Linked DNA regions of Homo sapiens: region 1 is linked to region 2. Evidence: chromatin contacts called from ENCODE POLR2A ChIA-PET data. All regions are on one chromosome and are shown on one strand. The core of a region is the stretch at or near the end of the contact, and the rest is flanking DNA. Distances in the headings are between cores, read along the strand shown. Region 1 overlaps FAM13B (family with sequence similarity 13 member B). Region 2 has its middle 40 kb from the start of TNFAIP8.

What was found. ChIA-PET counts read pairs that join two places held with the same protein, here RNA polymerase II (POLR2A).
Region 1: POLR2A ChIA-PET joins it to region 2 with 13 read pairs in T-cell. The contact joins two enhancer-like sites. POLR2A ChIA-PET finds 5 or more read pairs at or near these places in 2 of 52 experiments (MCF 10A and T-cell).

The regions. Positions count from the first base shown.
Region 1 is chr5:138,027,571-138,032,799 of GRCh38, reverse strand. FAM13B (family with sequence similarity 13 member B) reads left to right here. Exons shown (of 24, transcript NM_001385994.1): 1 at 1-18. FAM13B-AS1 (FAM13B antisense RNA 1) reads right to left here and starts at 26. Exons shown (of 2, transcript NR_037900.2): 1 at 1-26. RefSeq lists silencers at 13-62, 73-142 and enhancers at 1-532, 633-692, 1,907-2,408, 3,730-3,859. Within about 2 kb of position 3,844, at least 2 of the 41 ENCODE cell types and tissues checked have a DNase peak (open chromatin) inside an H3K27ac peak, as active enhancers do.
Region 2 is chr5:119,313,648-119,318,242 of GRCh38, reverse strand. It overlaps a transcript of TNFAIP8 not described here. Among named protein-coding and RNA genes, the nearest start is that of TNFAIP8, 40 kb to the left of the region's middle. Within about 2 kb of position 3,127, at least 9 of the 41 ENCODE cell types and tissues checked have a DNase peak (open chromatin) inside an H3K27ac peak, as active enhancers do.

The sequences.
Region 1 (5,229 bases), core at 2,595-5,094, about 19 Mb before region 2:
GGCATCGCGGTTCCAACGGTAGGTAAACGGGCGGGTACCCGGATCTGCGCATGCGCGGGTTGCAGGTCGCCGCGGCCCTTCCCCTCCTGTTGCCCCCCAGCGCCGCCTGCCACCCGCGCCTGCTCTCGGGCGTTGCGTTTCGGGATGTGGAGGACTCTAGCAGGTGGGGCGTTCCGTGGAGAGGGCCCCCTTTCCGCTGGAGAAAGAGGAAGATGAAGCCGTGTCCCTGGCTGCCGGGGGGTGTGGCAGCCTTGGATTTGCAGCGGCTGCAGTGCAGTTGAGCGGGCGTGCCCCTCACCTCCAGCCCCTCCAGAGTAGATGGCGCGACACCCCACGTTTCTTTGCTGACCTCTCCTGCCCGCTGGCGCTGCGCCTCTTCCCCGCCCACTTCCTTCATGCTGGGCAGTGAAGTTGATGTAGAAGAAAAAGGAGTGTGTTTTATTCTGGGCTCAACTGCGCCCCTTTTTAAGGTCACGTGAGATGAGTGGTTGCGGACTTCCTTAAATCGCTCAGAGAATATAGCCAAAATTGGGCTGTTGGTGCACTGGGGCCTTGTCTAGAATGCGCTCTGCATAGGCCAGGCTGGAGGGGGACACTTTGTATAGCATTAGGGTTCGCGTGGCACGCCTGGTTTCCTAGATGAGGTTGTAGGAATCGGTTGGCACATTTGCGCAGTGGGAAACTGTTAAGCCCTTTTTGTTTGTAATCAGTTAAAATCAAACTGACTTTTAGAAAGACGGTGGATTATTTCATTTGGTTCCCCGTTTCGCCTTCTAATCAGTGAAAAAAGTTGGGCATTTACTTTGAAGGATCTGATAATCTAAAATGGTAGCCAGAATCATTACCAGTAGTAATGCAGACTATTAACATTAACTGGGGTGCACCTGTTTAGAGAGACAGACATTAAAGGGTGGTTTTGAATTATTTGTCTTTTTAGAGCTGGGTTAGTGTGAGGCTATTTTCAACCTTCCTTTTTTGGTAACCTTGAAATGCTTGTTGGCCTGGTTTTCTCACAGGTACTGTGCATTTACTAAGTGCTTGTTGATGGAATTGAATGGACTGATAATTATTTGTATATCCATTGGGAGCGCCTTCTTACTTTTTTTTTTTTTTCCTTGAGACAGTTTCGCTCTGTCGTACAGGCTGGAGTGCAGTGGAGCGATCTCGGTTCACTGCAACCTCCTCCTCCCGGATTCAAGCGATTCTCCTGCCTCAGCCTCCTGAGTAGCTGGGACTACAGGCGCCCGCCACCACGCCTGACTAATTTTTGTATTTTTGGTAGAGATCAGATTTCACTAAGTTGGCCAGGCTGGTCTTGAACTGACCTCAAGTGATCCGCCTGCCTCAGCCTCCCAGAGTTCTGGGATTACAGGCGTGAGTCACCGTGCCTTGCCCCCTTCTTACTTTTTTAATCCGTGCTGCTTTTAAAATTGGAGTAATAGTTTCTCCAGTTTAATTTTATTACTAATTTAGACACGTGTGTGACACAGCTTAAGTTCTTGGAAAATGTAGAAGGGCATATTGCAGTGGCATAATTCATTGGGTGGTGTAAATGTTAGTTTTTTTTATTAGAATGTCATTGTTTTAGGAGAGAAAATGGCTGAAATGAATCTGTTGACTTGTCAGTGTTTCCCCACCAATAAAATAACTGCTTTTATAATCAGTTATGAATAACCTCAATCCATCGCTGCATAGCTCCTCCATCATCGTATTCAAATTTTAAATTTGGGGACTATAATAGTGTAAATTACTGTTTTGTTTTTTTTTTTGAGACAGGGCATCACTGTCGCCCAGGCTGGAGTGCAGTGGTGCAATCTCGGCTGACTGCAACCTCTGCCTCCCAGGTTCTAACGATTCTTCTGACTTAGCCTCCCGAGTAGCTAGGACTACCGGTGCTTGCCACTGCGCCTGACTAATTTTTGTATTTTTTGTAAGACGGGGTTTTGCCATGTTGCCCAGGCTGGTCTCAAACTCCTGACCTCAGATGATCTGCCTGCTTCTGCCTCCCAAAGTGCTGGGATTACAGGTGTGAGCCACCTTGCCACCTTGCCCAGCCTTACGTTCAATTTTTTTTTTTGGGGGGGGGGGACGGAGTTTCATTCTTGTTGCCCAGGCTGAAGTGCAAATTTTAGTGTGTAAATTATACCTTAATAAATGTATTTTTTTAAAAACCCACTGGTGGACTTTGGAGAGCTTATACTCTGTTGGTAGAAACAGACATTAAACAAACACAAAATGAATATGTAATAAAACTTGTGGTAAGCCAGGCTCACGCCTGTAATCCCAGCACTTTGGGAGGCTAAGGCTGGAGGATCAGTTGAGCTTAGGAGTTTGAGGCCAGCCTGGGCAACATAGGGAGACTCTCTTTACAGAAAAAAAAAAAAAAAAAGCCAGGCATGGTGGCATGCTCCTGTTGTCCCAGCTGCTCAGGGAGCTGAGGTGGGAGGATTGCTTGAGCCCAGGAGTTTGAGGCTGCAGTGAGCTGTGATGATGCCATTGCATTCCAGCCTGGGGGACAGAGTGAGACCCTGTCTCAAAAAACAAAACAAGAAACCTGTGATGAATATTTTGGAGCCAAGGAACGCCACACCCTAGATAAATTAATAAATGAGACCATTAGTTTGAGTGGGTTGAAGAAAGCCTCTCCAAGGATGGGACTTGAACTGATGATAGGAAGGAGGAAGCGTGGGAGAGTGTTCCAGGTCAGTGAACTAGCAAGTATAAAAGACCTAGGCTGAGGAAAATGTGGTAAGCTGACAAGATAATTTGATGACATTTACTAGATTTCTACTAGAGAAGGAAATATTGCAAGTCTTTTATTTCAAGTTATTACCTAGCTTCTAGTGTATATTTTCTTTTCCTTGTATATATAATGTATAAAGATTCTTATCTCTTGCTTTAATTTTAAGAGCGATGTCTGTCAAGTTTCTATTATTGCCCTTTTCAGGAACAGAATAGAAAAAGTTCAGTTTTGTTTACCTATTCTTGAAAATATTTCTCTACTTTTTGCTTTTGTGTGTCAAGCTGCTGCTCTTTACAATTGAAAAGTAAAAGTAAAAATAAAACTGAAAACTGCTTGTTGATTGACATAGTAGGTGCTGAATATCATTTTGCATTGGGGTGAGCAGGGAGGTGGAGGAGGTTCTCTATGGTCCTAATTTGGAGCAAACACTGGTCACGTTGGATTTAGTGTTTGGAAAGGTGTAAAGGAGCTGAAATTTAGAATTAGGTAAGATGGGAGTTTTTTTCAATAGCAAAAGCAGACTGCATTATGATTGGTTGTAGAATCACTTTGAAACTATTACTGTTGTAAAATATTCTCTTTTTCTATTGAGAGGAAATATTCTAGTAGTATTTCCATAATGATCTTTGGCCAGCAACTGCAAAACATTTCCAGCAACTACAAAGTATTTAAGTGCTTTATGAATTACTCTTGGTGTGGCTTCATGTATTTCAGTGACATTTTAAACAAAATTTTCACTGAGAATTGTAGTTGTTGCCTAGAAGGGGCATCTACTTGTAAGATAGTAGACTTAGAGTTCTAGTTGCTAATTCAGTAACTTTGAACCAGTTTCTTCAGCTCTCTGAGCTTGCTTCCTCTTCTGAGAAAAGGAAGGGTAATCCATTCTCCTTATTTCACCGGATGGTTGGAGGATTCAGTTGGAGAGTGAACTGGAAAGTACACTGGAAATGGTAGCATCAGTTTCAGTATTGGGGTTCTGCTATTTAGTGTTCAACTGGGGAAACAAAAATGAAGTCATTTTTTTTTTCTTTTTTTTGAGACGAAGTCTCGTTCTTGTCCCCCTGGCTGGAGTGCAATGGCGGCGATCTCGGCTCACTGCAACCTCCGTCTCCTGGCTTCGAGCGATTCTCCTGCCTCATCCTCCCAAGTAGCTGGGACCACAGGCATGTGCCACCATGCCTGGCTAATTTTTGTATTTCTTGTAGCGATGGGGTTTCACCATGTTGGCCACGCTGGTCTCAAACTCCTGACCTCAGGTGATCCGCCTGCCTTGGCCTCCCAAAGTGCTGGCATTTATAGGCGTGAGCCACTGCACCTGGCCTAATTTTGTATTTTTAGTAGAAATGGGGTTTCATCATGTTGGCCAGGCTGGTCTTGAATTCCTGACCTCTGGTGATCTGCCCACCTCAGCATCCCAAAGTGTTGGGATTATAGGCAGGAGCCACTGCACTTGGCCATTTTTTGCGTATTTTATGGTCAAAGTTCACAATCTAGTGGGGAAGATATACAAAAAAAGTTTAACCACTGCTTTTTTGTTCATGTACCAGCTTCCCTTTTTTTTTCAGTTTTTATACAAGTCTGTGCAAAAAGAGAAATGTTTTAATCTCAGGGGACCTATCTGGCTAGACCAAGTTGTAGAATTACGCATAATACCCCTTACCTGAAAAAATGAAGTGTATTGTAGTTTCGTATTAACGAGCTATGAAAAATGATAAACTAGTCTTCTTACTCTTATCAGTCTAGTAGGCCTTGCCTGTGCATGTTTTCAGTGGAGAAAAGGTATATTAATATTTCCCACGTTGTTGCAAGAAATAGCTTCTACTCTTTTTTTTGGTTTTATTTTTTAAAGCAGTGAAATTCCCAATCTTTTAAGCAATAGAGCCCTCTTTAATTTAAAAACTTTCTAGTCCTGAATTCTGTATTAGTTATACTTTGTATCTGATAAATTACTTAATGGCCAAGCCAGTATGAACTTAATAACAGATTAAGTGATTTGGTGTTTTCCTGATTGTGTTAGTCCATTCTCACACTGCTATAAAGAACTGCCAGAATAAAGAAAAGAGGTTTAATTGTTTCACAGTTCTACATGGCTGGGGAGGCTCCAGGAAACTTACAATCATAGTGGAAGGGGACGCAGGCATGTCTTACATGGCAGCAGGCAAGAGAGCCTTTGTAGGAAGTGAAGGGGGAAGAGCCCCTTATAAAACCATCAGCTCTCATGAGAACTCACTGTCACGAGAACAGCATGGGAGAAACTGCCTCCATGATCCAATCACCTCCTTCTCTCCACACGTGAGGATTACAATTCTAGATGAGATTTAGGTGGGGACACAGAGCCAAACCGTATCACTGATCAAAGTAGCGTCTATGAACATTTGATAGGTAAGTTTATGCACTATTGAGACATTCGTTCAGCTTTTCTGTTAAGTATGTCAGACAAATTATGCTTTGGTCAGTTTCTCAGGCCAGGAGGGAACCACTAAGTT
Region 2 (4,595 bases), core at 1,878-4,377:
AATCCCCGTTTAAAGGGACAAACTGAAAAAAAAAAAGAAGTGTCAATCAATCACCTGCAAAAGATCAATGAATTCAGAGCATTTCAAGAGCTGTGACTACTTTGATCAGTTTTGGGGAAGAAAACAGTTTGACTATAATTAATGTTTGACTATAATTAATTAATATAATTAATCAAGGTGGTAAGTCAATTAAATTCACCACCTTGATTAAAGACTAAATTTGACAACTGCATACAAGAAAAAAACACAACTTATTTATGACGAAGATCTTTTATGTGTCCCACACTCTGGAAAAGTGGATGTGTCCAAAGGAAATAAAGATCATGATATCAACTATATAAGGTAGGGCTGGGTGCAGGAGCTCACGCCTGTAATCCCAGCACTTTGGGAGCCAAGGCGGGCAGATTACTTGAGGTCAGGAGTTCAAGACCAGCCTGGCCAACATGGTGAAACCCCCGTCTCTACGAAAATTAAAAAATTAGCCAGCATGGTGGCCTATGCCTATAATCCCAGCTACTTGGGAGGCTGACGCAGGAGAATCATTTGAACCTGGGAGGTGGAGGTTGCAGTGAGCCGAAATCGCGCCACTGCACTCCAGCCTGGGCAAGAGAGTGAGACTCCATCTCAAATAATAATAATAATAATTATTATTATTATTATCATATAAGGTAAATATTTGATGATAAATATAGGTCAATATAACCTGCTATGAAAGCATCCTGAATATCTCAAAATTAAAGAAAACTGATTTTGATACAATTAAAAAATGCCTTTCTTAGCCTCCCCTTATCTAATCAAAAGGAAGAAAGAATAAAAAGTCTCTACAGCACATAGAATCAGATTTCTTATATAATTTCTTATATAATCACTTTCAAATGGTTCATTCTGTAATTTTAGAAAACTTTATATCAGGCCAAACAATTTAAAAGCATATTTAAAAATTATTTATTTTGGCTAATTTCTATTGGTTTAATGTTCTTAACTTGGGTCTTCTTCCAAGCCATTCAAGTACAATAAATTTATGGACTACAGGAAGAAGTCCTACCCAAGAAATCGGAACCAGGAGGTGCACCAGCCACAAGGACAGGCCTCCATGATGGCAGACGCAGAAGAGGCTCAAAGGGCAGAGGCAAAACTACTTCCTTTTTATTATCTTGCCGGGTGGCTAAAAATGTAAAGTTCTACATGCTATTATTTCCTCACAACAGGCATATACATTGCTCTGGCATTTCTTCAGCCTGATTTTTCTAGAACATTGTTTCTCAGCCTTGGTTCTACTGATATTTTGGCCCACATAATTGTTATGGGGAGCTTTTGGGTGCATTGTGGGATGCTTTGAAGCATCTCTGTCTTCTACCCACTAGATACCAGCAGCAAACCCCTCCCAGTTTGCTAAAATTGTCTTTGGATATTACCAAATGTCTCTTGCGGGCAGGGCAAAACTGCCCCCAGTTGAGAGCCATGTTCTCGAGCACTGGTTCTTAAATTGGCTACATGTTGGAAGCATCTGAGGAGGTTTTAAAAATACTGATACCTGAGTCTCACCCTCAGAGATTTTGACTTAATTAGTCTGGAGTAGGCCTGAGGCACCTGGATTTTTGAAAGAGATTCTAATGTGCAGCCAAGTGTGAGAATCTCTGCCTTAGAGTTTATCAATACCATCAAGTAAGTCATTTAATCAATTTAACCCAACTCAAAAATGCATTGTATCTCTCCACACTAGGGTCTTCTTTATCTTGGTACCAGAATCAACATGATTAGGGGACATAGAAAGAAGTGGAGAAGGCCAGGTGTGACGGCTCACGCCTGTAATCCTAGCACTTTGGGAGGTCGAGATGCGAGGATCACTTGAACCCAGGGGTTCGAAAAGAGCCTAGGCAACATGGCGAAACCGTTTCTTACAAAAAATATGAAACTTAGCTGGGCATGGTGACACATACCTGTGGTTCCAGCTACTCAGGAGACTGAGGTGGGAGGATCGCTTGAGCCCAGGAGTTAGAGGCTGCAGTGAGCTATGATCTCACCACTGCACTTCAGCCTGGGTGACACAGGAAGATCCTGTCTCAAAAAAAAAAAAAAAAAAGTGGAAGAACTAGAAAAAGGTCAACTGTAGTTCTAATCTGCAAAGTTCTTTACCCTTTTAGGTGAACAGGAACTAGTGCATAAAAATTTATTTCAGCTTTAACATTGCAACTAAAAACACTCCAGTTTTGGAGATTTAGAAAATAAGCCTCACAGGTAGGAAGACAGAATTACTTCCTCACATGGTAAAATGCCAGCTCTACAATGAAGAAACTCTGGAGCTGCCATCTCTTTAATGGGCACCATTAAACCAGCCTCAGAGAAATGCCAAGTTCATTTAAAATAATAAACAAATCTGTGTGTGTGAAGACACCCAGAGGACCCACACAGGAACTGCAATCAAGACTTCTGTGTGTGTGGGTGGTGGAGGTGGGGTTCATCTTCAGATAGACGACACTACCAGGAACCTGTCAGGAGCTGACAGCAAAGCTTGATTCCTGTAAAAAAGCTCCAAGGTCATGAACAGCCCACATGCTTCCCTCCTGTCCATTACACCTCGGGGTCTTCTGCCAGCTTCCTCAGTGTGTTCAACAACACTGGGCCTGACTCCAACTTCTGCAGACAGTGGCACAGCACTGCCCCTGAAAGGCACTGTTCCCCTGGGAGCTAGACTGTGGCTACAGTATTCTCATCAAATGTGTGCCAATCTACTGGTTATGCCAACACACATTGTCTGTTGTTTTTTTGATAAGAAAAAAGTAAGGAGACACACACATGCATACACACATAATAAGGATTCTTCTCCCATTTCAGGAATAAGAATTATCAGTAACTTATGGCCAGGTGAGATGGCTAATACCTGTAATCCCAGCACTTTGGGAGGCCAAGATAGGTGGATCATTTGAGGTCAGGGGTTCAAGACCAGCCTGGCCAACATGGTGAAACCCTGTCCCTACTAAAAATACAAAAAATAAGCTGGGCCTGGTGGCGGGCACCTGTAGTCCCAGCTACTCAGGAGGCTGAAGCAGGAGAATGGTGAGAACCCCGGAGGCGGAGCTTGTAGTGAGCTGAGATCGCACCACTGCACTCCAGCCTGGGCAACAAAGAGAGACTCCATCTCGAAAAACAAAACACAAAACAAAACAAAACAAAAAACCACACACACACAAAAATTAGCCGGGCGTAGTGGTGAGTGCCTGTGATCCCAGCTACTGGGGAGGCTGAAGCAGCAGAACTGCTTGAACCCGGGAGGTGGAGGCTGCAGTAAGCCGAAATCATGCCACTGCACTCCAGCCTAGGTGACAGAAAATAATGAAAAAAAATAAATAATTGGTAACTTGTAGTAAGTGGTTAGGATGAGTACAGTACTTTACTATGCGCCATACATGCTTTAATCTTACTAACTCCTGACAGCACTGAAAAGCAGGTCCTATTAATGTCCTCATTTTATAGATAAAGTAATTGAGGCTTATGCAGTCTTAAGAAATTTATCCAAGGCAAAGCCAGGACCTGGACCTATTTCTCTCTGGCTCCAAAGCTGATGCTTTTAACCACTACACAGTACTGTCTCTCTGGTTCTCAAAAACAAAAAAACAAATCCCAATCAGTGATATGAACTCAACTCTACCACCTGTGAGTGTTTCAAGTTCTTACTGATTTGGGTTGGACAAGGTTAGAAGAAAAGTTTGTGGATATGGAGAGGATGCATGATACACAAATTTTGTTCCAGACTCCATCAACAAGACCACAGGGCACCGTGTATGTCTTTGAATCTGTCTGTTTTTGTGTGTGTGTGCATGTGTATATGACAGAGAGAGGAAACATTTCACAGAACATATGAACATATCCGGGAAAACCTGGTCTTACCACTAGTTTGTAAGTTCCAAGAGGACAGGGACTATTTCTATCAGCATTTATTCAGTCAGCAACTAATACTGAGTGCTTACCACTGGCCAGACCCTGTCCCATGTGCTGGAGATTCACAAATGAACAAAACAGACGACAGACATGGTTTTTTTGTTTGTTTGTTTGTTTGTTTGTTTGTTTGTTTTTAGAGACAGCATCTCGCTATATTGCCTAGGCTAGATGCGAATTCCTGGGCTCAAGTAATCCTCCTGCCTCAGCCACCCAAGTAGCTGGGATTGTAATGCCAGGCATGTGTCATGACACAGGTCATTCTTAACCAGTAATTATGCTGCCTCTACTAGATTTTATGCTAGTTGCATTTACTCTGTCTATAGCAAGGAAAACTAACTTAATTTTGTTTGTCCCTTTAACCTCAAAACCCACACATGAATGCCTAGTGAATAATAAGCACTTTAATATTTGCTGAATAAATGAATTGGTCAGCAGCATACACTTTAGCACTTAATTCAAAAGCTAAGTGAGATGCAAAATGTTTCATGTGCTTGAGCCTTGTTGCTCCAGCTAGTGTATAAACTTCTTAAGCACAAGGATCACATTATGTTTATATGTACCAAATAAAAGCATTCCATCTTAAGGCTGCTTCACAACATACCAGTCCCAGAATTTAAAATAAGCACACATAATTTGTACTTCCATGAAATTATTAA